3 separate regions of the Mus musculus genome follow, and all the other regions are linked to region 3. Evidence: chromatin loops called from intact Hi-C (ENCODE). Cell type or tissue: left cerebral cortex. All regions are shown on one strand. Links, peaks and the distances in the headings refer to the core of each region. The heading gives the core; the rest is flanking DNA. Region 1 overlaps Ppp3r1 (protein phosphatase 3, regulatory subunit B, alpha isoform (calcineurin B, type I)). Region 2 holds the start of C1d (C1D nuclear receptor co-repressor). Region 3 overlaps Cnrip1 (cannabinoid receptor interacting protein 1).

Region 1 (8,364 bases), core at 48-8,047, 110 kb before region 3:
TCGATAGCTGAGTCAAATCACCTAACTCTCCAAGCTTGCTTTGTGATAGCAGAACACATCATGTAATCTGGTAAACTATGCCCAACGCCCCTGCAGCAGAGCACACTGCAGAACAGGCCGTTCACAATGGCAGCTGGGAACTACAGCGGACTGCATTGTCTAGCATTCTTCAGAGTATTAACAGAGTGTGTGTTGATGTATACACTACTTATCTAAGGGAAGTCGGAAAACTCATTTCAAAAGCATGGCACCTGCCCTAATTACCTAGAATATTTAAAGCCAGCTTGGAAAGCAAAACCATGAACAGTGCCTAGGGGAGGAGGACAAAAGAGAAAAAGAACTTTTGAAGATCAGAGAACACAAACTTGAAAAGCTAAACAGGAAATGTAGTTCTCTTAAGGCACTGAGCAAGGGAGTGTGACCACCAGCTACAAGGAAGCAGGCATCTAAGCACTGCCTCCTACTGCCTCAGAGGAGGAAGCACGCTGCAAAGTAACACATTAAACAGGACTTCAAACCTGGATCCTTTCACTACCCTTCAGTACTTAGTACAGCCACAGGTCGCTACTTTGCATAAGTACTGAAGCATGTATTTGCTTATCTGATACTACCTTTCAAAGATTCTATTCCGCCTTTAAAAACACATTAAATTAATTAAACATATTAATTAAAAAAAAACAAACTGTGGGGATGTAATTCTGCCACCTTTTAAAAGAATAGCTATGAAGACATTAAATTTTCTTTCAAAACAGAAAGATGTTGTTCTTCTGAGACAAGGTTTCACTATATAGCCTTGAGCTCAGAGATCTGTTTGGCTCTGCCTCCTGAGTGCAGATTTCTTTTTAAATAGCTTATCTATTAAATATAAATTATGGTGAACTGAAGCGACCTAAACAAATGCCACACTTATGCTAAAGATTTCTTAAAAGCAACTGATTAAAACTTCATGATTATATACTTTTAGTATATTCCAGATATAGTCTAAACTATCTTAGACCTTAAGTTTCCTTAAAAACCACTTAACATCTATCTCTGTCCCTGACCTAACACCCTACTGACCATCAGACTTGCAGCATATTAACTCAGTAGACCACTGGCTTCCAGAAACCCAAAAGCTAGAGATGTCAACAGACAGCACCTAAGACCTATAGCAATGGTTTCCCTATTTTACTGTAACCCATCTACCACAGATCCTCATCAATATATTTGGTAAAATACATTAATTTTCTAACTTTATTTCCTTTGCAGCTATGAAGAAAAGAATAGTCAATGTGTTACTTGGTATAACCTAATTCTTGGTTACTGAACTACAGTCAGTTGTGTTTGTATAGAGAATAAACTATATTCCCTTTGGAGTCAGAGCGATGATTTACATACATACATAGAGGTGGGGGGAGGGAGGAAGGTGTAAAGGGCTTGTTTCTGTCTCATTCACCCCCCCCCAAAAAAACATCAATAACTGCAAAACCCCCAAAAGACAAAAAACAGGGTTTCTCTATGTATTCCTGGATATTCTAGAACTTACTTTGTAGACCAGGTTGTTTCCAAACTCATAGCCACCTGCCTCTGCCTCCCAAGTGCTGGGACTAAAATTATGCATCACCACCAACCAGCCCTACCTACATGAGTGTTTTTGCAACCCAACTTCAGACTCAAAGGATTATCTACTTTCAGGAAATCACTCACTAGTTAGCACTGCCATGCAACCAGCGGTCTCTCTGCTTTGGAAGGTAAGTGAGGAGTTCTCCCTGTGGCTCGGGCTTTCTCTATGGTTAACACTCCCCTGTGTTGTTCTAAACAGGTTTTTTGGTTTTTCTTTGAACATGATACTCATTGAATGGTCTCAGAGAGAAGCCTTAAGGCAATATATTTCCCTCCTAAATTGTAAAAAAGTTCATGTGTGCCCCAGGAAGACACACTTACAGGCTATCTTATGATTATCTCATGATATCCCAAAATTGTGAGATAAAACTTTCAATACAGCATAGAGGATCAAAATATCCCAGGGTGGAAGCAAGGAAACTACTATAGCAGCACAGAAATCCAATCCAAACAAATCCCATCAGCTACATAAAAGGCCACAATTTTCAGGAAACAAGGTGGGGAAAAGACTAAAATGGGAACCAGAACTCGAGGATAGGAAGCATTTGCTGGGGAAAAGCTAATTAGTAGCTGATTTTATATTTTAAAGTATCATTCTACCTGGAAAGCAGCAAGCATTTAGGGAAACGGGGAATAGTTAATATCCCTGTATGGTTTACTCATTCACGTTTTTATATACTACAAGTTTCAACCGTAGGCAATCGGAAAATGGAAACAGCCAGTCTAATAGGACGTTAAAAGCAACCTAAGAAATACATTAGGAATTTAAAAGCAATTCGTGTTGTTAGCCAAGTTTCGAACTTGAAAAGAAAAGAAACACTGAGGAGCAGGAAGTGACTCTTAGAGCCACTCCTGGAGCTGGACTGAGTGAGTTCTGAGGACTCCAGCTCTGCTGTCGGTTCTCTGGCTTCCCCTCCTCAATCTCTCCTCCCTTCTTCTCTAGAAACCCCGAGGAAAAGAAAAATCTCACAGACAGACAGCATTAGATCGTCTTTGTGGGAGCTTCCGGGGAGATGGGATCTGATACCACCGCTATTCAATGAACAGAAACCCTGCTGGAAACGTCCTCCATCGGATCTAGACCCTTGGTCTGTGAAAGAACTTCAGGGATCTCGGGTTTTGTTAGAAACAAGAAATGTCCATCTGCAAAGGGATTTCCCTCTCTACTCATTAGCCCCTGAATCAAGACAAATACTAGCCCAAGTGCACACACACTTCACCTTCTGATCTCTGGCTTGCACTAGACAGTACTTAGGTTGTGATATTATTACCTTGTTCTGACTTGTGTCCTGTGTTTTTAGTTTCCTGATAATTTACTCTCCTAACACTGTTGATTTCACATAATTGCATTTATCTACTGGTGTAGCTGTTAGCCTACAAGTGACTTGGTGTGTGTGTGTGTGTGTGTGTGTGTGTACGTGTGAATACAATACGGCTTTGCCTCAGTCTACCCAGCCTTGTTTTCTTTTTCCTCACCTACTTCTACTCCTTCTAAGAAACTGGTTGTTCAACCCCATCCTAATTGAAGTACAGGCTTGAAAGCTGATTGCCAATTCAACTAGGGCCTAAAGAAAGAAACGCAAAAGAGGCACTTATGTATGCAGCAATAAGGCTTATTTAAGACAGAACACAAAGGTTTGGTTTGGCAGAATAATACATAATAAATGGGCGATCTTGATTTCACTTTTGTGAAACACAGTAGTCATTTGTAGAAGGGCAAATGGCACAGCCTGAGAGCAGGCCCCCCCCTCCCTCCCTCTCTCCTGGGAGCAGCAACCCCATATGTGGTCCTAAGCAGGCCCTGGCTCCTCCAGGCTTGTCCAGATTATTCAGAGACACCCCCCTCTGCATCTTAGGTTTGTCCTCTGTCCCCTTGTCCCCCCACTCCTTCCTTTCCACTCTCCCTCACTCTATCAAGTTCCTCTGAAGGCTTTAAAGGGAAGCTCTCTTTCACTTAAACTCCAACATATTGAGATCACCACTGTCCTGTTTGCCATGGTCTCCTTTCCCTTGACACACTGTGTCTTATGGAGTCCATTACTGCTGCCCTTCTTCTGGTGTATTTAACAACTTTAAGACCAAGGTTTAAACTTAAAAACTGGTAACAACTTGTCTTCCCTCTCTCTCCTTTCCATTTCTCCAAGTAAGTGTTCATTTGTGTTAAATGCCCCAGGAGGTCAGAGGTTAGGAGGTCAGAGGTGAGGGGTTAGAGCCCCCAGAGCTGGAATTAAAGGCAATTGTGACCTGCCTGGTTTAGATGCTGGGCATCAATCAACTCCAGTCTTCCTCAACAACAGTACTCGCTCTTAACTGCTCAGCCGTCCCTCCAGCACGAATAAAGGGTCACTGTCTTCTTTATTTTTTCAGACAAGTTCTCAGTACATACCCTGAGCTGGCCTTGAACTCAAGAGATCTACCCGTCTCTGCCTCCAAAATGCTGTGATTGAATGCATAAACCAGGTGTTTTACATCAGCACTGGGAATGTTTAAGAGCTCACTAAACTATCACAGGTATCTTTCAGTTCTAGTTTTCACAAATCTCTTTGCAACACACTTTACCCTTATGTTTTATTCCTGTCTATTTCAGTTCAAAAGAACTCTTCTATGTTTGCAGCTCTACCTCTGTACTCAGTGTTCTACTGAACTCCATCAGTAGATTTTAAGCTGCATTCCCACAGCAAACAATGTGTCTTAAAATGTTGTTTCCCCCTTGAAACCTTCTCTTGGATTGTTGCAAACTGAAAACCACTGCCTTAAAGGAAGAAAATCCCATTAGAAATAATTACTCCTACTTAGTGTATTCCTGCTAATTTCATAGTAACCACAGAATAATTTTATTGAACAAATACTTAAATTATTTGCAAAATTTGTCCTCATTACATAGAATTTTCATTGTGCCTATGATCTTTAATCTCTTCATTAGTGGCTAAATGAATGAATAGCTCAGTATGAGATCAATTTTCAAAACTAACTGGAGCTTTAAGCCTAATACTTTCATTATCTTTTCTAAGTGTAAAGCTACAGTTCTGTCCTCATAAAATAATTAACAGGTACCAGGTACTGTGAGTCTGAGGCCAGCCTGGTCCAGATAGTGCATTTCAGGCTAGCCAAGGTTACATAAAATTAAAATAATATGTAATGGGCATCCTATGAAGCTGGACATAAATGGAGAAACCATATGCTATTATAAGTACTTAGTTATTAGTCTTTCTATGGGAATTCCTGAGAGACAAAAATCTAAGAGAGCCTGAAGCAGGTGATGTCATCAATTAGAAAAGACACCACAGCAAGGAGTTCCCCGACTTCTCTGACAAGATCCCTACCGGGTGCTCCCACCCACTTTCTGTGTTAAATAACCACAGGTTTGGGCTGGCAAGCTGGCTCAGTGGTGGGGGTGTTTGCAGCCAAGCCATAAGTTTCATCCCTAGAACCTACATGGTTAAGAACTGATTCATGCATTTTTCCTTGGGTTTGTACACACACGAGCAAACATACAAGGAGGGAAAATTTGTACAGTCCTATTTCTCACCTACAATATGTGCCACCTCCCTGTGTTAAAAGCCCCAAACCTTCCGGATTGCTTTTCTACTCTGATTCCTTTATGATTAATTTATATGTAAATCTTTTAAAACAGTGTGCTTACTTAACGACAGGAACAGACCTGATCGTGGCTTTCAAGGGAATACAGGAGGCTGTCCTTGTTACCATGCTTTGTAATGGCTGGTAGGCATGACCTCCTTTTACATTAGCCAAATAAATGTTCACAATTCAAAGTTCTCTCCACTCTCAAAAGGATTCTCTGACTATTCAACATAATTTGGATTTTGGAAAAAAAATTCCAACTTCAAGATCAAACCAGTTAAAAGTTGCAGCATGGTGGGGGTGGGGGAGACAACTTGTGAGGCCCCACCCTTAGCTGAAGCTGTTGCTGGCCGGTACTGGTAGGTTCTCCATGGCCCTGTTATGAACTAACACCTACATACATATGGGTGTTACAAATGGACCTGGTAGATTAAAAATATTCATTTTAAAAGGAAGATGTGAAGTCAGGAGTTAAGATGTGTTAGGGAACATGGAAGGAGTTGGAGGGGTAATGAGGATATAAGACACTGTATGGAACTTGTAAGGAATTTTAATCAGGCACATAAGTCTTCTAAGAAGAACTCTCTTTGAGGGAATATTTCTACTTTAGATCCCAAACCACCATGGCTTCGAAAAAAAATTTGCTATGTTAAAAAAAAAAAATTATCAATAGATCTTCCCAAGTCAATACATACTGTGCTGATATTAGAAATGTTAAGCTACAACGGATGCTGAGATGCAGCAGTCAGTCTGTCCCAGCTGAAGCACGCACTACCCGTGCTTAAGAGCTGTGAATGCTCTTGTAAACCTGACTGCACATCAACCCCTCGCCTACATAACCTCTCATAGGAGAAAGCAGAGGGACTCAAAATTCCAGCGGGGAAGCCTCAGGCATGCTCAGACTTCCCCATAACTGTCACCCCGTCTTGTGAGGAATACCCAAAGCCTGGCTGGCTTTTTATCCCAAGCAGACCAAAACAACCATGTCTCCAAGGGCAACAGCTCCTGGTAAATTTATCAAAAGTGTCCCAGTGCTACACCAAGAGATATTTCTGGGGGTACTGGATCCTGGAATTTACTAAATACAATAAAGGCATACATAGCAAAGAAAAGGCTGCATGTTCAAAAATAAGACATACAGAAAACTATTTCAAATAAGAAATTTACAACCTAAGAAACCGCATCTTTTTTTTTTTTAAAGCACTTTCTTGATTAAATGAATCTTCATGATATCTAACAGTTAAGTCAGGCCTAGAAAATTTAGAAAAACACAAAACCTGTATTTTGCCAATAAAATATAAAGTCACTAAGTCCTTTTGGAATCCTTCTGACTGTGAAATAAAGATGGCTTGGCAGGTAAAGACAAAAGCCTGAGTTCTCTCCCTGGGACACACAAGGAAGGGGAACAATGATTGCCTGACCCGACCCTCTGACATGTGGGTAGACAGAGACACTGGCTGGGGTGTGCAGACACACCCACACATGAAATAAGTAAACAAATAGAAAACCAACAAGACTTGTCTCTGTCTACAAAATCTACAAATGCTCCAAGTCTGGCGTATTGTCTCTGCTCTAGTCACTAATGATATCTGGATGAGTTTGGTGGGGAGGAATTCAAAATGCTATTGCTATTGTTCAATTTGATTTATTCTGTAGCTAACTAAGCATTTACTTTTCCAAAGTGGAATCTGCTGTGATACTAGAACAGTAAGATATCTCAAATTATTAACCAAAAATGGGTTACAATTTATACAATAAATATGAATTTTCCTAAAACTGTCCATTCTGTTTGAGGTTATAGTTATGAAACATGATTACCAGAAGAAAAACTGGAACTAAAGAACTATTTCAAGGCCAGGTGGTGATGGTACTACAAGCCTTCAATCTCAGCACTCGGGAGGCAGAGACAGACAGAATCTCTTTGTTGAAGCCTTATCAAGTGAGTTCCAGGACAGCCAAGGCTATACAGAGAAACCTATCTCAAAACAAACAAAAAATTATTTCAAACACTCTGAACAGCAAACATAGATAAAAAGCTTTGCTAGATTCAGATCTATAGATAAATAGCTATAGATATATTTATCTGATAGAAAATAAATATCTAAGATGAAGAACTCAAAAAACAAAATGCCAAATACAAATATTGAACAAATAATAAGTAGGTAAATGAGATGAAAACACGTTTCAAAAGATGAAGTGAAACTCACACACACAAACACACACACAAACAAGAAAAAACTATTCAGCACCCTTAACCATGAGGGAACTCCCGACTCACACCAGTCAGAATGACTGTCATAAAAACAAATCAAATGCTGGCAACAACTTGGGGTGGGGGTGGGGCTTTTCTACACTGCTCATGGGAATGTCTATTAGTAAAGCCACTGTGGATATCAATGTGACCCAGCTATGCCACCCAAGCATAGCCCCATAGGACTCTTATGAAAGAATGAAATTACAATAGTAAGCAAAATAACTGAAACTGAGAACAAGAAAAGTGCCATGTTTCCTCTCAGTTTTGAATTTATGTATGACAGGAAAGTACAAGCAAGATAGACCGTGGGAGAGGAGAAAATAATGGGGGGATATGAATACAGCACCTTATACGCTGGAATGAAATAGATGTCTGCAAATCTGTCACTATCTACACACAAAGAGTATAATATACATCAATAAAAACAAATTCCTTATAGACCAGCAGTTTAATATTCTGCACCAAACAGATCAACTATCAAATGTACAGAAGAAAAGAAAGTTACTACCAACATGTGAAAGACTAAAGTGGTATATTATAACATGGATAGTCATGAACATTTCAGCAGTCTATTTTCTTAAACATGAAGCCTTGGTAGTTTTAAGACTCTTTAGGGCCTAAGAGATGGCTCAGCGCACTCCCTGCTCTTGCAGAGTACCTAGCCAGATTCTAGTACCCACACCCAGGTAGCTAACAACTGCATCTAACTCCAGATTCAGGGGACCAGCCTCTTCTGGTCTAACACTTGCACACAGAGACCTAGGCACAAATGAAATTAACAAAAATAAAATGGCCAGATTTTAGTTTTGAATCGTAAATTTACAAGTATTCACACGGGCTTTTGGTATTTCTAGATTAAAATTCTTAGATACTTCAAAATTATCAAGTAATAGTCAAATGGATAAAAACCAGACATCATCAATAAC
Region 2 (8,364 bases), core at 31-8,030, 170 kb before region 3:
TCAAAATCAGTACATTTACTTCTCGGAAACATAATTTTTCTTTTTTTTTTCATCAAAAATGAACTATTTATTATAGGTACTAGGACTGAAAATAAAATATTGACTGGGTTTATCTATACAAAACTTCACTAACAACTTAATTATGCTTTTTAACTGTCAGTGGACCTGTGGATCTGTGACAGGTGAGGAGTTTAGCCTGATTATTACTCCTAATGGATATGCATGTAAACATTCTCTGTTGTAAACTTCTATTTCAATTTATGATTTGAATTCTATGTGTGAATTTGTGATGAACTTTCACCATGTGATCATGTACTCTGAGAGATGTAAAAGTACTGAGGACAAAGAGAAGAGTGTGAAGAAGAATTTTCTCTTATCCCCCTTTTTCATTCATTCTGATTTCCCTCTTTTCTTAGAGAGCTTTCATAGGAAACTTAGTAAATCGCTATAATGACTTTTCTTTTTTTATGCACAAAATTCTTCAAAAAATTGTATATTTTGTATACTATATTCAAAGACAAAAAAATTAATATAAAATGTGCATAGGCTATGTGCACAGGGCAAATCAAACAGAAATCAAATGTATACAAACTTGTGACAGTCACTGCAACATCTCATACATATTACAAAAATCACTGTGTTTGCCAAATTTGGAAAAATCCCCAAATCCAAAATGTTCCTAAACAGGTGAGACAAGGTATGCACACACCACCTCTCTCAGATGTGAACACAGGTGGAATAAATGTGTCATCTGTACTGTGACATAGCTCAGTGGGTAAAGTCACTTGCAGCCAAGTTTCACAGCCTGAGTTAGATCCGATCCCCAGGATCCTCACGGTGGAAGGAGTCAATCCTTCAGGTTGTCCTCTACACATGTGCACATGTACACGTGCACGCGTACGATGAACGTTATATAATACACCAATATGTATATATACACATATGCACCTTTAAAAGACAAAAGCATCTAATTTTTCCCACACTAAACTGGTTTTGCACGGTGCATTCATTGTCCAAGGACATGGAAAGGTATCACCATGATGGACAGCCTGTAGAGACAACAGTCACACTCCATGACTAGTACTTCCTTTATTCTATACATGTCAGCTCCACCAATTTGTCATTCTTTTAGTATCCATGGCAACAGAAGCTGCATCTCTCAAAAGTGTGTGCAGGTTCTGCACCATAATTCTATTCTTATAATTATGTTTTACACAGCATTACCTTAGAAAACTATAGTGAAATTTATATGTAAATTTTCAATACTACTGTCTTGGCCAAGCAACGATTCTGATGTTACCTGTAATCTTCAGTAAAATCTGAGAACACATTAAGCTTCCTTTTCTAAAGTGTGCTAACCTCTAAAAGCACATCACAGAAGTTAAATGGCTAAGTGGATAAAGCTCATGAGTACTCGCGCTCACACACACACCACCACCACCACCACCACCACCACCACCACCACCACCACCATCACCAAGCTTGAAGACTGGAATTCAGATCTCCTGTGTGTGGAGGGTACCAAAACATGGAATCCCCTAGCAGTCTAGCTGGACTGGCTGGAGTCAATGACTCCCAGCTTCAATAAGAAACCCTGCCTCAATAAACAAAGTGGAGAACAATAGAGAAAAACAGCATCGCTGGGCTTCTACGTACACACATAAGCACATACACTCACATGAGAACACACACCTGCATGAAACCACACATAAACACACAAAAATACATGTGCAAAAGTCTAGCAATAAAAATTATATAAATTACAAGGCTGGAGAGATGGCTCAGCAGTTAAGAGCACTTCTCATCTTCCAGAGAACCCAAGCTTGGTTTCCAGCAGCCAGTTTGGGCAGCTCACAACCATCTGTAAGTCCAGCTCCACTGGGTCCTCTGGCCTCTGCTGACACCCACACACATGTGACAAATACACAGAAAGAGACATGAGCACAAACACATGAATAAATAGAAACATTTTAAAGTACATAAATTACAAGGACCTGTTAAGACTGGAGCCACACCAGAATCAACTTCTAATTTAATGCTTACTTCAACATGTTTTCAAAATGAAAGAAAGAAAGCAGCAAAAACTATCTTCTCAAAAATGTGGGGCTTGTTTTTACAATTACCTCTAAAGTAATAATAATACATAAGGTTGTGATGTAGACAAAATAAATATCAATAAAACTCTTAAAGCTATACTCCATTAGTAGAATGCTCAAAGTACTAGTTCATAATATTAGTTATTATTTAAGAAAGTGGAAATAACAAAGAGGTAATCCACTGTAGACTATTCAGAGCCATACATGAAGAGTCAAATGCTTGCAAACAAGTGCTACTGTTTACCCATAGAACTTTTCAAAGTTAAAAACAAGAGAAAACTGCATCCCTATAGGTACCGGAAAGCATCCACAACATCTCTGATTTGGGAATTTCACTTCTATTACTAGAAAACAACAAAAACTGTTCACACTGTCATCTTATCTTGTAACAAAACAATTCAGTCTATCAATTCCACCATCCAGAAGTAGTTTTCTAAAGTTCAATAAGGATAGCTGTCATTTATAAATAAAAACTAACGTTGATACTTAGTTCTGTCTACTCTTAGTCCAAACAGGTTAATAATTACACCACAGACATCTCACCAGGGCAAATACACCTTTTCCAAGCCAAAACTAAATTGTAGTCAACACATTTTAAGTCATTAACGCTATCTTCCAACAGAAATTTGAGCCACGATGAAATTTTCCCAGATGACACTGAAAAATTCCTCTTAATACAATCCGCTACAGCAGAAAGCTGCCGGCCCGGCCCGGTTTCCCACGCCTTTAATCCTAACACCTAAGAGAGGGAGGCTGATCTCGGAGTTCGAGGCCAGCCTGTTCTACAGATCGAGTTCCAGGACAGCCAGGGCTATACTGAGAAACTGTGTCTCGGAAAAGAAAAAGTAAAATTAAGGAAACCCTTGTTTCAAAAGGGCTAACACTGCCACCGCAAGCATTCCGACCTTGGGCGGAACAGGAAGGGCTGCACGCAAAGTTACTTTTTCCACCTTCCATTTTGTCTCCGTTTAGATTTGGAATCAGCTAGAAGCTGATGGCGTTGGGTGTTTTACTTGTCGCTTTTCAACCTCTGAAAGGCAACGTTAACAGTGGCAGCGAAATGAAGACGGTATTGACAGAGAAACTAAAGGCCAAAGCAAAGCCCGAGAGCCGCCACTGCAGGGACTACGCTAGAAGCGAGCAGTCCCGCTCGGCTCCTCCCAGTCGGCCACAGGACGGACGTGATCCCGGGGTGCGGGAAAAGAGACTGTGACGGGAGCACGACAAGCACCCGAACGCGGTTCTGCACAATACCTCAATACCGTGGACGCCTGTCTCCGGGAAATAGGTCGCACGATGATGACGCCATGACACGGCTTCTGCCTGCCGCCCGTGCGTCTCTCCCGGTCGTGCGCGTGCGCACTTCAGTCCCGAGGCTTGCCCCGCCTCTGTCCATCCAGGAGCTAAGTGCAGTGGTCTGTCTGTCTGTCTGTCTGTCTTTCTTTCTTTCTTCTGTCTGTCTGTCTGTCTTTCTTTCTTTCCTTCTTTCCTTCCTTCCTTCCTTCCTCCCTCCCTCCCTCCCCCCTCTCTCTCTTTCTCTTTTTGACACATTTTTTAATTAACTATTTATTTACATTCCAGGCGTTACCCCCCTCCCGGTCCCCCACCCAGTTCCTCACACCATTCTGCTCCCCATCATCTATCTCCCCATCCCCCATTATTGGGGCCTCAAGACCCTTGGGAATTGGACCCATCTTCTCCAACTGAAGCCAGACTAAGCAGACCTCTGCTACATAGGTCCCAGGAGGCTGGGGAATGGGTGGCACTTGGCTCAGCCCATGTATGCTGCCTGGTTGTTGGCTCAGCCTCTGGGAGCCCCCCGGGGTCCGGGTTGGTTGAGACTGCTGATCTTCCTATGGGGTCACCCTCCCCTTCAGCTCCTTCAACCCTTCCTCTAATCCAACCGTAGGGGTCTCTAACCTCAGTCCGACAATGGTTGGGTGTAAGTATCTGCCTCTTTCTCAATCAGCTGTTGGTAGAGCCTCTCAGAGTGGACAGCCATGCTAGGCAAAGAACTTAAAGGTCTCCCGCCAAGGTGGCAAGATTGGAGTCGAAGGCCCTGGCATTTTGTCTAGATTAGGCTTCTTCAAACTGAATGTTCCTTACACCTTTGTCCATTTCTTTGCTTTGATGGAAGTTGGGTCCCTCCGGACCAAACTGTGCACCTCAGATTAATCTTTGGAGGGGCTTCCCTAATATAGTGCCCGATACCTGGTTAGGTGATAGTTATGAAAAATAGTTTCAAAAATTAAATGAGGGTGTGAAGATATGAAAAGTACAAGTTCATATTTTGTGTTGTTTTTGTTTTTGAATGGGTCTCACTGTGTGATATAGCTGACCTTGAATTCAGGATTATCAGTACTAGGGTTACAGGCCGTGCCATCATTCCTAACTGTGTTCGATAGTTTTATGTCAACTTGGCACAGGTCTCCTGAGTGGAAGGAATCTCAATTAAGAAAATGCCCCATAAGGTCAGGTTGTAGGCAGTCCTGCAAGGCATATCATTAGTGATTGACAGGGGAGGGCCCAGCCAATTATGCATGGTGCCATCCTGGACTGGTGGTCCTAGGCTGTCATAAGAAAGTAGGTTGGGCAAGCCATGAGCTCCTGCCTCCAGGTTCCTGTCCTGTTTGAGTCCCTGCCTTTACTTCCTTAGGCAAGAGCGGTAATATGGAAGAGTAAGCCCTAACCCCTTCCTTCCCCAACTTGCTTTTTGGTTATGGTGTTTCCCTGCCACAATAGAAGCCCTAAAACACTAACAAGGTTTTTTTTTTTTTAATATGTATGTATGTATGATGTTTGTTGTTGTTCTTCTTCTTCCTTCTCCTTCTCCTTCTCCTCCTTCTCCTTCTCTTTCTGCTTCTTCCAAACTGTGCCACCATTCCTAACTTACGTTTTTCGCTTTTTTTTTTTTTTTTTTTTTTTGGTTTTTTTGAGACAGGGTTTCTCTGTGTAGCCCTGGCTGTCCTGGAACTCACTTTGTAGACCAGGCTGGCCTCAAACTCAGAAATTCGCCTGCCTCTGCCTCCCGAGTGCTGGGATTAAAGGCGTGTGCCACCACGCCCGGCGTAACTTACGTTTTTTATTTATTTTTTAAATCTCTGTGTGTATGCCTGCAAGTGCATGTGAACATGCCCTACAAAGGCCAATAAAGAGAACTGGATCCCCTGGAGCTAAAACTACAGGGGGCCATGAGCTGCCTGAAAAGGGTGATGGAGACAGAACCTCAATCACAGAAAGAGCAGAAAGCCCTGTTAACCACTGTGCCATCTGCAGTCCCTAGTTCTTTAAATGATAATTTTTAGTATACATAAATCACATTCAATTGTTGTAACAGGATCAAACAGTACAAAAACTACATATCACTCAATAGTAGCAAACATGAAATACTACATGCCTGTGAAGTCACTTTAAGCAATCATCCTGCGATTCTTAAAGTTCTTAATGTGGTCATGATTTGCTTCTACTTTGCTTTGCAGTTTGCAGAGGTTAGTATATAAAATGTTCTGTTGTCACGCTGTAATAAACCACATAACACAGCAACACTGGTAGGATAAAATACTTTAAAGCTGTTTCAATACAAGGCATTTCTACCATTTGAGTCTCAGCAATGGAAATCTAGTCTTCAGGCTTAGTGATAGACACCTTACCCAGCTGAGTCATCTCATGGGTCCCTCAAATTAAACGTTCATCTAAGATGATATAACACTATATCTTCAGTATTCATCATCAACATCTATGCAGTCCGTTGTCAGTTCCAACAACATCGATCATTTAATATTAACTTTTAAAGTTACTAAATTTCATTTAATTACCACTGAATTACTTGGGGGTATTCTTGTGGATGATAATCAATTACAGATTTGGGGATGAAGAGAGTTGAGACAGGGTTTCTCTGTGCAACCCTGGCTGTCCTGGAACTCACTCTGTAGACCAGGCTAGCCTCAAACTCAGATCTGCCTGCCTCTGCCTCCTGAGTCCTGGGATCAAAGGTGTGTGCTAATTACAGATTTTACACATTGCTGGAGTCACAATTTCCTAGCATTAAATTATCTCAAACTGTTACTATTAGCATGACATTTTGTAAAGCTCCTGTATTTTGATTAAATGCACAATTCCAGTAAATATTGTACTTTGGCTTGTGGTTGTTTCAAAAGTCCATGCCAAGCCCAAAGTTGATAGATAGATAGATAGATAGATAGATAGATAGATAGATAGATAGATAGATAGAAGACTATTATTTTTTAGAATGACTTTCAGGCTGTGGTCCAACTAATCCAACAATATCTGCCTATGAATGGAAGGTTCAGGCAAGAATCCAGTACATGTCTCAACTGGTCTTCAGAATGCTGAAATCCTGAAGATGTGGGCTCTAATGCCAGTAAGGAATAGTCCTGGTAGCAATGGCAAGAGCAATGAGGCAAATATCAAAAACTTCTCAGCAGGTGTGGTCCAGATTAAAGGTGGATCGTCTCACTCCAAATGATTTAATTACTAAAACAATTCAGGCAAGTAGTGTAATCCTAGCATTTCAGAGGCAGAGGCAGGCCGATCTCTGAGTTTGAGGTCAGCCTGGTCTAGAGAATGGGTTCCAGGATAACCAGAGCTACACGAAGAATCCCTGTCTCAAAGAAAACCAAAAGGGAAAAAAAAATCACAGGTATGCCTAGTCATTTGGGCTTTAGTTAATTCTAGACGTAGTCAAGTTGACAACCAAGAATAACCTTCACACCACTCTTGGATGTACATGCAAAGGACGCTTCATGCTACCACAGAGACACTTGCTAAACCATGTTCATTGCTACTCAATTCATAAAAGCCAAATATTGGAAACAATCTGGATATCTTTCAACAGAAGAATGGATAAGAAAATGTGGTACATTTACACAATAGAGTTTTACTCAGCTGTTAAAAAAATGAAATCATGAAATTCGCAGGTAAATAGAACTAGAGAAAATCATCCTGGGTTAGGTATTCCAGACCCAGAAAGACAAATATGTCATGTATTAGATGTAGATATTGGTATGTAACAAAACTACAATCCATAGAACTAGAGGGTAGGTGTGGTGGATTGAATATTTTTGGTCCTATTAGGAGGTATGGCCTTGTTGGAGCAGTTGTGGCCTTGTTGGAGGAAATGTATCTCTATGGGGGTGAGCTTTAAGACCCTTCACCTAGCTGCCTGGGAGCCAGTCTTCCTCTAGCAGCGTTCAGATCAAGATATAGAACTCTCAGCTAGCTCCTCCTCCTAGATCTCATTAGGTAAAAAAAAGAGAACAGATAGTTACAGGTGGGGTTGGGGCTGGGATAGGAAGATAAAAGTGGGGAGAGGAAGATGAGAATGCATGAGGGAATGTGGGTGAGAAAGCCAAAACTGAGGGCCATTTGAGAGGTAACATGGAAACTGAATCAGTAAAAGCTTCCTAAAATATAGACATATATGAAGGTGATATAAATGAAAGCACCAAATAACGGGGGAGACTGTCTTAGGTTCTCTAGAGTCACACAACTTATGAAATGTCTCTATATATTAAAGGAAATTACTGGAATGATTTACAGGTTGCAATCCAACTAACCCAACGATGGGCAGCGGTGAATGGGAAGTCCCACGAGGCTGGGTATTTCAGCTCATCTTCTGTATACCCTGGAATCCTGACGAAGTAAGTTTCAACAGATGTGCTGGAAATAACTACAAGCAGGCCAAGAAAGAAGCAAGCTTTCCTTCTTGTGTAGTCCTCCAGCCGAAGGTATGGGCCAGATTAAAGGTGTGTTCCTTGAAACTTGCTCTGTCCCAGGATGGCCTTGAACTCGGGGATCTGCTTGCCTCTATCTCCTGGGATTAAAGGCATGTACCACCTTGCCTGGGCCTAAGAATTTCATGGACAGTATGCCTCAAGACCTAGATCAAAAGTCTGTGTTTCCAAACTCAAGATCTGGATCACAGATGTGCCATCCATTTCTAGATTGTAGTTCATTCCAGATATAGTCAAGTTGACAACTAGGAATCACCATCACAGGGGACAGAGCCCCAACAGGCTATCTCTTGTCACCAAATGAAGCTTCCAGTACAGGATCTGGTTACATCTAGATGAGTTGTTTGCCAAAGAAGATCCCATGGGAACCCCAAAACAACCCAGACTGTTGCCAAGACTATAACCTGTTCTCCACAAACTGAAAGCAAGGCCCTCTTATTGAAAATAACACCAACACATCTCACTGAACACAAAGATGGCTGTGGGAAGGGGAGAGTCAGCTTTCTTCAGGTAAA
Region 3 (8,364 bases), core at 260-8,259:
CTTTCCTTCTTTCAAAAGTCTCTTTTGAATGGACCTGTTTTAGCCTGCCGAGGACTAATCTATTCCAAACTTCCTGCTGGCTGGTGCTGTGTCCAGCGAGCCAGCTCTTTCTAGACTCTCCACACCCTTTCTGCCGAGTCAGTAAATTTTAGTGAGTCACTGAGATGTGGAAGCTGCTGTGAGAGTGAGAAAAGCAGACGTTAGATGGAGAGAGGCTGATAGCATGTCAAGGAAATAAAACAACAGAATCAAACCTGTGGATAAACTCAAATTTGGACATTTCTTCACTCAACCATTTGACAACCTTAAATGTGACATCTTAAATGTCACAATTTCTTGGCAGGGCATTGTTAGCAGGGACAGGCTGTATGCCAACTGCAAAACTGCTGGGCTTACAGCATTCAAGGAAGCTGGGGCTACTGTGCCCATCTGGAGTACCCAGAAATTCTAGTGCAGAACCAAACATTTTCATTTGTTGGGAGCCAGAAGATTAGGTGCCTTATTTCTTAAATAAAACATTTAATTCATGGTAGCTCTTACTTAAAAAGACTGTTGCAGTGTAATTTGCTATAAGAAGTATAGTGGTGTCAGTTTATCCAAACTTTTGCTCTCCTTTATAGCACCATTTGTCCATGGTCAGTGGTGGCCCAAAAAGATCAAAGAGGCAACTCCAGAAATAAACAGTTCATACATTTTAAATTTCAGGCAGTTCTGAGCGGTTTGATGTAATCTCTCTTATGATATTAGGTTCTGTTCTGCATTTACAATTACGCTATATTATCATTGATGTTATTAATCTCTTTTTGTACCTAACTCGTAAATTAAACTTTATTACATAAATTAGCTATAACAAGCAAATAGAATGTATAGGTTTTGGTGCTATCCAAGTTTTTGGATATTTACTAGGGGGTCTTAGAAAATATCCTATGTATATATAAGGGACAGTTGTAGTATATTAAATGAACTCCCAGGAAAAGAATGCTTCTGTTCTTGGCAGAAATCATCATGTTATAGGTGTTGTAACACACACACACACACACACACACACACACACACACACACACACACAATTTCTTTGGGAGCATCAGATGATCTACTAAGGTAAAACAGACCTAAGCAAAGCCAACCTAACAGTTTTTTTCCAAAACAGTGCAGGGGTGTGGATATATAAGAACATATTTTAAACAAACTCTGCTTATCAAGGGGGGCGAAAGGGGGAGAAGAGAGGCTTTCTCTTAACCAGTGTGTGAGGTAGGTATTATTATTATTATTAATTTTTTTTTACCAACTCACAAATGGCAAAATTAAAGTCCAATAAAGGGGCTTCTTGTAACAAAATAAACTTTGCATCTTGTTTTTTAGTCTATTTTTCTGTGAGAAATGGAAACAGGATGTACACAGCCCGTCTCACAAGGATAAGGTGATTGAAAGAAATAGTACAGAGAACATTTGACATGATTCTTGACTTTTACTGAATTGAAATGCTCTGATTCTGTCCTGATTTTGTATTTTATCAAAGAATGGGGTCTTGTCGGTGTGGTGTTGACACCTCCCATTGCAGCACTGGGCCGTGGAGGCAGGGCAATCTGCACTTCCTTTCTCCAGCCCTGAATGAGGACTTAAATGAGGTATTTGGTTCCAGAATCTGAGCTCCCAAGCACTGAACCATGCACGATACATTCATGAAAACAGTGGGTCAGGGTCCTTAAATGAATCTGAACCATGTACATCAGTTTTTATTTGGTATCTGTAGCTACTCCTCGATTTCAGAGAAATTTACATCTCTACTGTAAATGGACATTACTAGTACGCATTTTGACTTACTGTGATATTTGTCTTCTTCTCTGTAAAAAAGAAAAATATTCTGCCTGTAACTAATCTCTATAGATTGTCCTCTTTCCTCTACTTGTTCTGTTTTTAATTTCCTAAGAGCCAGAAACTGGATCAGTGCACATGGCCGAACTGTGTCTAACCTCAGAGTCAAAGGCCATTACAGGGAACAGTCTGTAGTGAACAGATTGTGCCACATCTGTGGCAGAATCTTTCTTTTTGTCATGTTTTGTGTTCCCATGTGTGACCTGTGCACTTTACATGGCTGGATAGATGGCTTCTCAGGAAATGAGCATAAATCCCATGCATTCCTACCCTTGCCCTTGCTTCAGAGTACTTTCATCATCACCCCAATTAAAAGGATGGCCTCATTCCTCAGGCTTCTAGGGAGACAGCCATCTGAGGCTGGAAGTGAAAAGAGTGACTACAACTTGTATAAAAATAACTCTCCCAGGTGGTTGAGGGACAAAGTTACGACTCAGCTACTTGATATAGCTGAGCACTTATATTTTGGAGTAGGAGGAGAACCAGAGAAAAGTAGCCAGAGAGACTGGGCTGGAGTCCAATACTAAGTAGAACAGGAGATGCCAGGAGCACTCATTCAGCAGGGCAGATGAACTGTTAAGATTTCCTATTGCTTCATTTACACCACTCATCCACCTTTCTGAGTCTACCTTGTCTCTGGACCTGCAGGAATCACACACACACACACACACACACACACACACACACACACACCACTTTAAAAACAAAGAGAGGTTCAAGTCATAGATTTTTAAATGATTTTGATAAAACTCTAGACTAGATTAAACTGAGGTGACCGTGAGCTCAGAAGGGGTCTTAGTGGGGCTCACGCCCTGGCTTTTTACCCAGGCTCTTTCAGCACCTCTGTGTGAGGCATATGTGGTTAGACTTGCCACATTTCCTCCAGTCCTGGGTTGACTGGCTTCCAATTGGCAGTGAAGCCTCTTCCCTCAGAAAGCACATATTATTGCAAGCATCATGATACTACATACAAGCTCCAAACAAACTCCAAAGCTCTGCGATCACTTACAGGCTGGACACTACTGTTTCACAAACACAACATTTATAAATCAAAGATTTACAAAGATTTATTTTTATAATATTTATAATATTAATATAATATTTATAAATTTTAATTTTATAATATTTATTTATAAAAATTTATAAATCAAATATTTATAAAGATTTCCATTTTGCCCCTTTTATTGCCTTCAGGTTGCTTCACATTCCAGAGAAAACCCCACCTTTATAAATAGGTCAATGTCTGGCCAATAACTGAAGTTAGACTTTTAAAATATGATAATTAGAAACAGGCTTGTGCTTTCACTTGGCAAATGTAGTAGTTGCTATTATAGTTGAACGTGCTAACTGAGAAATACATTGAGCTCTTTATTAGTCCCAAGCTGGGGAATTGCTGTTCCCTGGTGGCAGCATAGACTCATTGCAGGCTAGCTATTTACTGGTGAAAGAAAGGCTTCCAAATTTAGTTCTGTAATAAATCAACCCTTTATAAATACTTCCATTAACCTTGTGTGCTCTTGGTGTTTTGGGACAGGCTCTGGCTATATGGCACAGGCTGCCTTGAACTTACGATCCTCTTGCTTCATCCTCCCGTGTTCTGGGATTGCAGGTGGGGACCACCATACTCTCATACGAAAGGAAACAAAATCTCAAGCTGAGTTTTCCCCAACATAGTAGGGTGTTTCATGTTCAAGTAAGTGATAATATAGAAGGCAGGATATTATTTTTTAGGAGGAAATTCCTTCTTATGGAATCATGTGCAGTATAGGCTTTGTGCCACGTTCCTTGAAGCCCTGTGAGCAGGCAATGAAGTCTGACTGCTGGTGGTGTACTTGTCTGCTCCCGTATGAGGCCCTCTTGCTATTGTGTTCATTATCTCACCAGTGGAGCAGTTGTCACAAAGTAAGGAACAAAGATAATGACAAACTTATGCTGATTGCTTAGTAGATGTGTAGACACTTTTTTTTTTCCTCAGAAACAACAGTAACTCAATCTCTGGGCGCAACAACTAAAACCTTATCTTGTAAGTCCTATTAAATCTGATTCCTCTGGTGGCAAATCTTGACGGATCCATCATAGTACCAGGAAACTCTGGCAGGTACATCTTGTCTTTATGCTATCCCGTTCCAAAAGCCTCTCTCTCCTCCTCCTCCTCTTCCTCTGTCCAACCTAGAATTCCAGCCTACTCACCCAGCGATTGGCTTCTTTATTCATTAGGGGATTGGTTCACAAGAAGTCATCTGGATATGTGACTCACTCCTTGTCTTCAACCCCTCCCAGGAGAGCAGAATTAGCATATAAATACAAACAGCACCAGGCCCACCCACAACACTTCCCCCTTTCTTTTCTAATAAAAAACAAAACCTTTCTCTCAAATACAAACAGAGAACAACTATTACCATTTTGTAGTTTATAAAGTATAAGATAGACCTAACACCCAGTCCCTCATTTATGTCATTAAGATAGGACATTGTCATCTCTCCTAAATTAAAAGACTTATGATTGTACCTTGACTTATGTCCTGGCTTTAGATTGTATGCCATCTGAAAACCATCCTCTCAGATCTATTCTCTCAATGTTAAATAGCCTGGGCTGGCGATGAGACAATAAGTAGTTTTTCAACCCCTTCAGAAATCTGAAAATGACCAACATTAACTGAAAATATATAGGAAGCCTAACACAGCTTCCAGAGCTGAGATAAACTGTAGAGACAGTTGCCTATCTATACAGCCCCAGTAAGTCAGGAAGTCATGAAGCATTAAATAATATCACGTGCCACATTCTATGGATTTCTGACGTTTTTGAAAACTAAGTATCTATGTAAACTAATCTGGACTGTTCTCTGTTACTACTATCAGCTATTTCTAATTAAAATATCTGAAAACACCCTAACTATAAACTCAGAGTCATGAATTTGTTATTTGGCCCTTAACTCACAGACGTAAACATTTCAGATCTTTTTATAATAACAGTTATAGAAGGACTGGGTCTAAGTCCTGTAGTTTAAAATTTTTGTATCAATAGAAGGAATTTATAAAAATGAAAACCTTGATTTTGCATCAAAACAATTCTGTACCAAAATAAGAAAGTATGACATCAACCTAGTAACAATTAAAAATGTTTCTACCAAATGAGATTATGGCTATGCAATCAAGTCTAGCTATTCCTCCGTGTTCCAATTATGACCATTTCTACATTCCCCAGAAAGACAACCTATAATAACCCCCTCTGGCCCCAAAGCCCAGGGAAATGGGTCAACAGCTCTTCATAACTTCTTCAAGCTCAATATGGGTGTTGAGATATTTTGAAGGGTAGGAAAAAGGCCACACCAACGATTGATTTAGTCTTTGATGTCTGTGTCTTGACTGGATCCAGCTGAAAGTCCAGGACATCAGAAGTTCAAGCAGGTCAGTTCAGCATGTCTCACAAGGAGACTCACCAAGGCTGTATATTCTGTAATATAGAAGTCTCAAAAGAAAATCTTACTATCATCAAGATAAATTTTTTTTAATGATTCTCTGGACTCTAATCCTCTGGGGGCCTCACTTTGTCATATATGATCCCTATAACTCTGGAAGGTGTATTCGACATATATGATCCCTACAACTCTGGAAAGTGGATAGACACCTTTTCTAAAAATGCAAAGACAAAACCTTTTTCCCAAATCAGCTTATCCTTGGGCCAGTATTCCGAAAACCCTTTATTTAGACCTCTCTCCCAGAGGAATAATAGAAACACAAAACTCAAAACCATACCCATTTTGAAAGTTAAAACAATCCAAAACAAATGAAGTAAACTAAAATACTGTATGTGCCTATTATTAGGCTTTATCTATTTTATCAAGCAGGAAATAAAACCTGAGATTCCCATGGAGCCCACATTAGACAGAATTTGAGCATCCTGTGAGGTATATAAAGCAATCTTCATTCTACCTTACTGTTCGGCTCTCTGCCTAGAGCAGCCATCTTGTTATACCATTTATCTGTTTGGCTCTCTGCTTGGAGCCACTGACATATTTTATTAGTACCTGTATAATATCTATCTGTTGATCTCTCTACTTGGAGCAACAGACAATAAAATAATACCTGTACATAGCAGACAATATTATCACTGCCTCTCTACTCTGGAGTCTGTGACTAATTTTCCCTATCCTAGTTCGGAACCTCGGGCAAAAATCCCCCTGTGATTCTGACAGAAACTGTATAGAAATCTTTCCTAAAAGCCAATAATCCCAAATCACAGTTCAATCCATCTCTGCCCTAAAAAGTAGCAACTTCATTCTTCTAACTCAGAGCAGCCTGCAGTTTCTCAAAGCAGGGGACCTCAGGACTTTTGTTGTTGCAATTCCTGAGTTTAAGTCAGTGACTCCTCCAGCACTACCTTCCTCTCACTTAGAAAACAAAACTTTAACTCTCAGACTACTAATCTCTAGTGGATTCGTGCCCAACTCGTTGGTTTGCCACCTGTTGTGGGAAATATTAAAAAAGAATCAGTATGTTCCTGCACTTGAGTCCCGCAACTCTGCCCCGTGGGACTGGCCAGCCATGCACTGGCGGGCAATGGCTGACCTGTTGCTATCTCATGGAGACTCTGACTCAGAACTCCAAAATCTCTCCACCCAGCTCAGTAGGTTCCTCCTGGCAGGTCACTACCACGCCAACCCCATGCTTCTAAGCTCCCACAGCCTTTGTCGTGCACATCAGATGAACTTACGCTTTTTGGCTGTGCCTATCTCTCTGCAACCCAGTTGAATCCCTCGAGAAGAAAAACACCACACAAACTTAGTTCAGAAACAATGGTAACTCAGTCTCTGGGTGCAACAACTAAAACCTTATCTTGTAAGCCCCATTAAACCTGATTCCTCTGGTGGCCAATCCTGATGGATCCACCATGATATCAGGAAACTCTAGCAGTTACATTTTGCCCTTATGCTATCCCCATTCCAAAAGCCCCTAACTCTCTCCTCCTTCTCTTCCTCTGTTGATGCTTAGACTCTTGCGGCCATTGTTGGGCCTTGCTGCAGGCCGGCGATAGGAATATTAGCTTTACTTTCAGTATACTGCTCTTACCCTTCAGCATAGAGATTTGAGTGCACTGTCTAAGAAAAGAGATTGGCCTGCTAGACAGCTGTTGCACAATTCAGAGTTCAAGTCGGGGCATCATTTCCAATGTCTTTATTAAGAAATATCAAAAGTTGATTACCATTCCATACACGGTTGTACAAAGTTCAAGTTAAAGGGTATGTATTAGTGCCACCTTTATGTTTGTTTAAAGTCTATGGTAGCTTGCCAAAGGGATGAGCCACAGGTCCAATTCCACAACAATGTCTTTTCCCTATTTCTACTAGACCACAGCAAAATGCCTTGCTACTTGAAATACTATTAATACATTATAAATACTTACTTATATATTCATCTTTTTATTCCTTCATTATCTTCCTTTCTCTGAAACAGCCGAGCTGTTAATAGGAAGCACAACATTTGGGTCCCATTTACTGCAGACCATGTTGTTACATTTTTTTTCACAAAGTCACCTTTGGATGCTCACACACATTGCATGCTACATGTTACAAGTCACACATGAGGGACTCCAGCACATTGTTATCTTAATTTAACAATGAACACAAAAGGGAGAAATTATTTATCTTGAAAACAAAACACCACGGTCTCTCTGTGGAACTTTGGTGTAGGACAAACCTGCTACTTCCACTGAGCTCCTGTCACACTGGCAGACAGGATAGATGCAGGAACACCAGCATACAATAGCAAAAGGAGAGCTTTCAGGAATGTGACATTACATGTGATGTCATGGGTACTGCATCAGAGGGGAGTCACACTTTCACAGTAACTGGGGGTAGGAGGTCATTGGGAAACAGCCATGGTGTGGTGTGCCTTGGTTAAGGCTTGTGCTGGTTTGTCTAAAGGTCAGTTTCTGGAGATTGTCTTGCAACATCAGAAGGAATCATTTTCAGAGGAAGGACTCCTTATTCACCCACATGAGGCTGCGGGTCTCATTGGGCTTGCATTCATACTCAATGACAGAGAAAGGACTTCCCCACTGGCAATGGTCTCGCTTGTGGTAATTGTAGAATTTGACTTGCCACACTGTCTCGAAGGTCCCAATGTCTGTGAACTGAGGAAAGAGAGGCAATCATAAAAACTGCATCCTGCCACAAGCAAGTGGATGCCTGTTAAAATCAGCGACACAGCCCCCGGTAATCAGGACTCAGAAGCCATGTCTCTCATAGTCTGCAAAGCTCACACATTTCCTTTTATGCACTACATTCCTATACTGGAGATATTTTTTCCAAGATCTCTGGCGTTGAACTGTTTTATTAAGTTTTCTTACTTTCCAAGTTTAGGTTTCTGAAAAGCCAACCTTAGACTCTCACAATTTCAGTGATTTTTCTAAAATTCTCCTTGCCACAGAAGGGAATTGGAAAGTGAAGTGCCGGGAGTCCTCTGGACCTGGAATGAGTTTGAAATGGGT

Evidence for each region. A loop is a pair of places that touch in the nucleus more often than their neighbours do. Peaks named below come from ENCODE experiments on the same cell type or tissue, not always from the same donor. Only the 100,000 strongest peaks of a DNase experiment are listed, where the experiment ranks them.
Region 1: a loop joins it to region 3, with 2.3 times the contacts of the local background. A loop is called at or near these places in 4 of 42 quality-filtered maps.
Region 2: it touches region 3 in a loop (4-fold over the local background); 2 of 42 quality-filtered maps call a loop at or near these places.

What each region holds. Positions count from the first base shown.
Region 1 is chr11:17,184,432-17,192,795 of GRCm38, reverse strand. All of the region lies in intron 2 of Ppp3r1 (protein phosphatase 3, regulatory subunit B, alpha isoform (calcineurin B, type I)), which reads right to left. Among named protein-coding and RNA genes, the nearest start is that of Pno1, 23 kb to the left of the region's middle. In left cerebral cortex, for the core only: a CTCF peak has its summit at 477; a DNase peak (open chromatin) is centred at 4,963.
Region 2 is chr11:17,252,645-17,261,008 of GRCm38, reverse strand. C1d (C1D nuclear receptor co-repressor) reads right to left here and starts at 3,462. Exons shown (of 5, transcript NM_020558.4): 1 at 3,351-3,462. In left cerebral cortex, for the core only: no CTCF peak of the experiment used is centred there; DNase peaks (open chromatin) are centred at 1,646, 2,908, 3,394 and 4,012; H3K4me3 peaks cover 1,967 bases; H3K27ac peaks cover 976 bases.
Region 3 is chr11:17,078,043-17,086,406 of GRCm38, reverse strand. Cnrip1 (cannabinoid receptor interacting protein 1) reads right to left here. Exons shown (of 3, transcript NM_029861.3): 3 at 7,035-8,007. The coding sequence ends at 7,843. Among named protein-coding and RNA genes, the nearest start is that of Cnrip1, 30 kb to the right of the region's middle. In left cerebral cortex, for the core only: a CTCF peak has its summit at 3,282; DNase peaks (open chromatin) are centred at 2,349, 2,723, 3,277 and 3,799.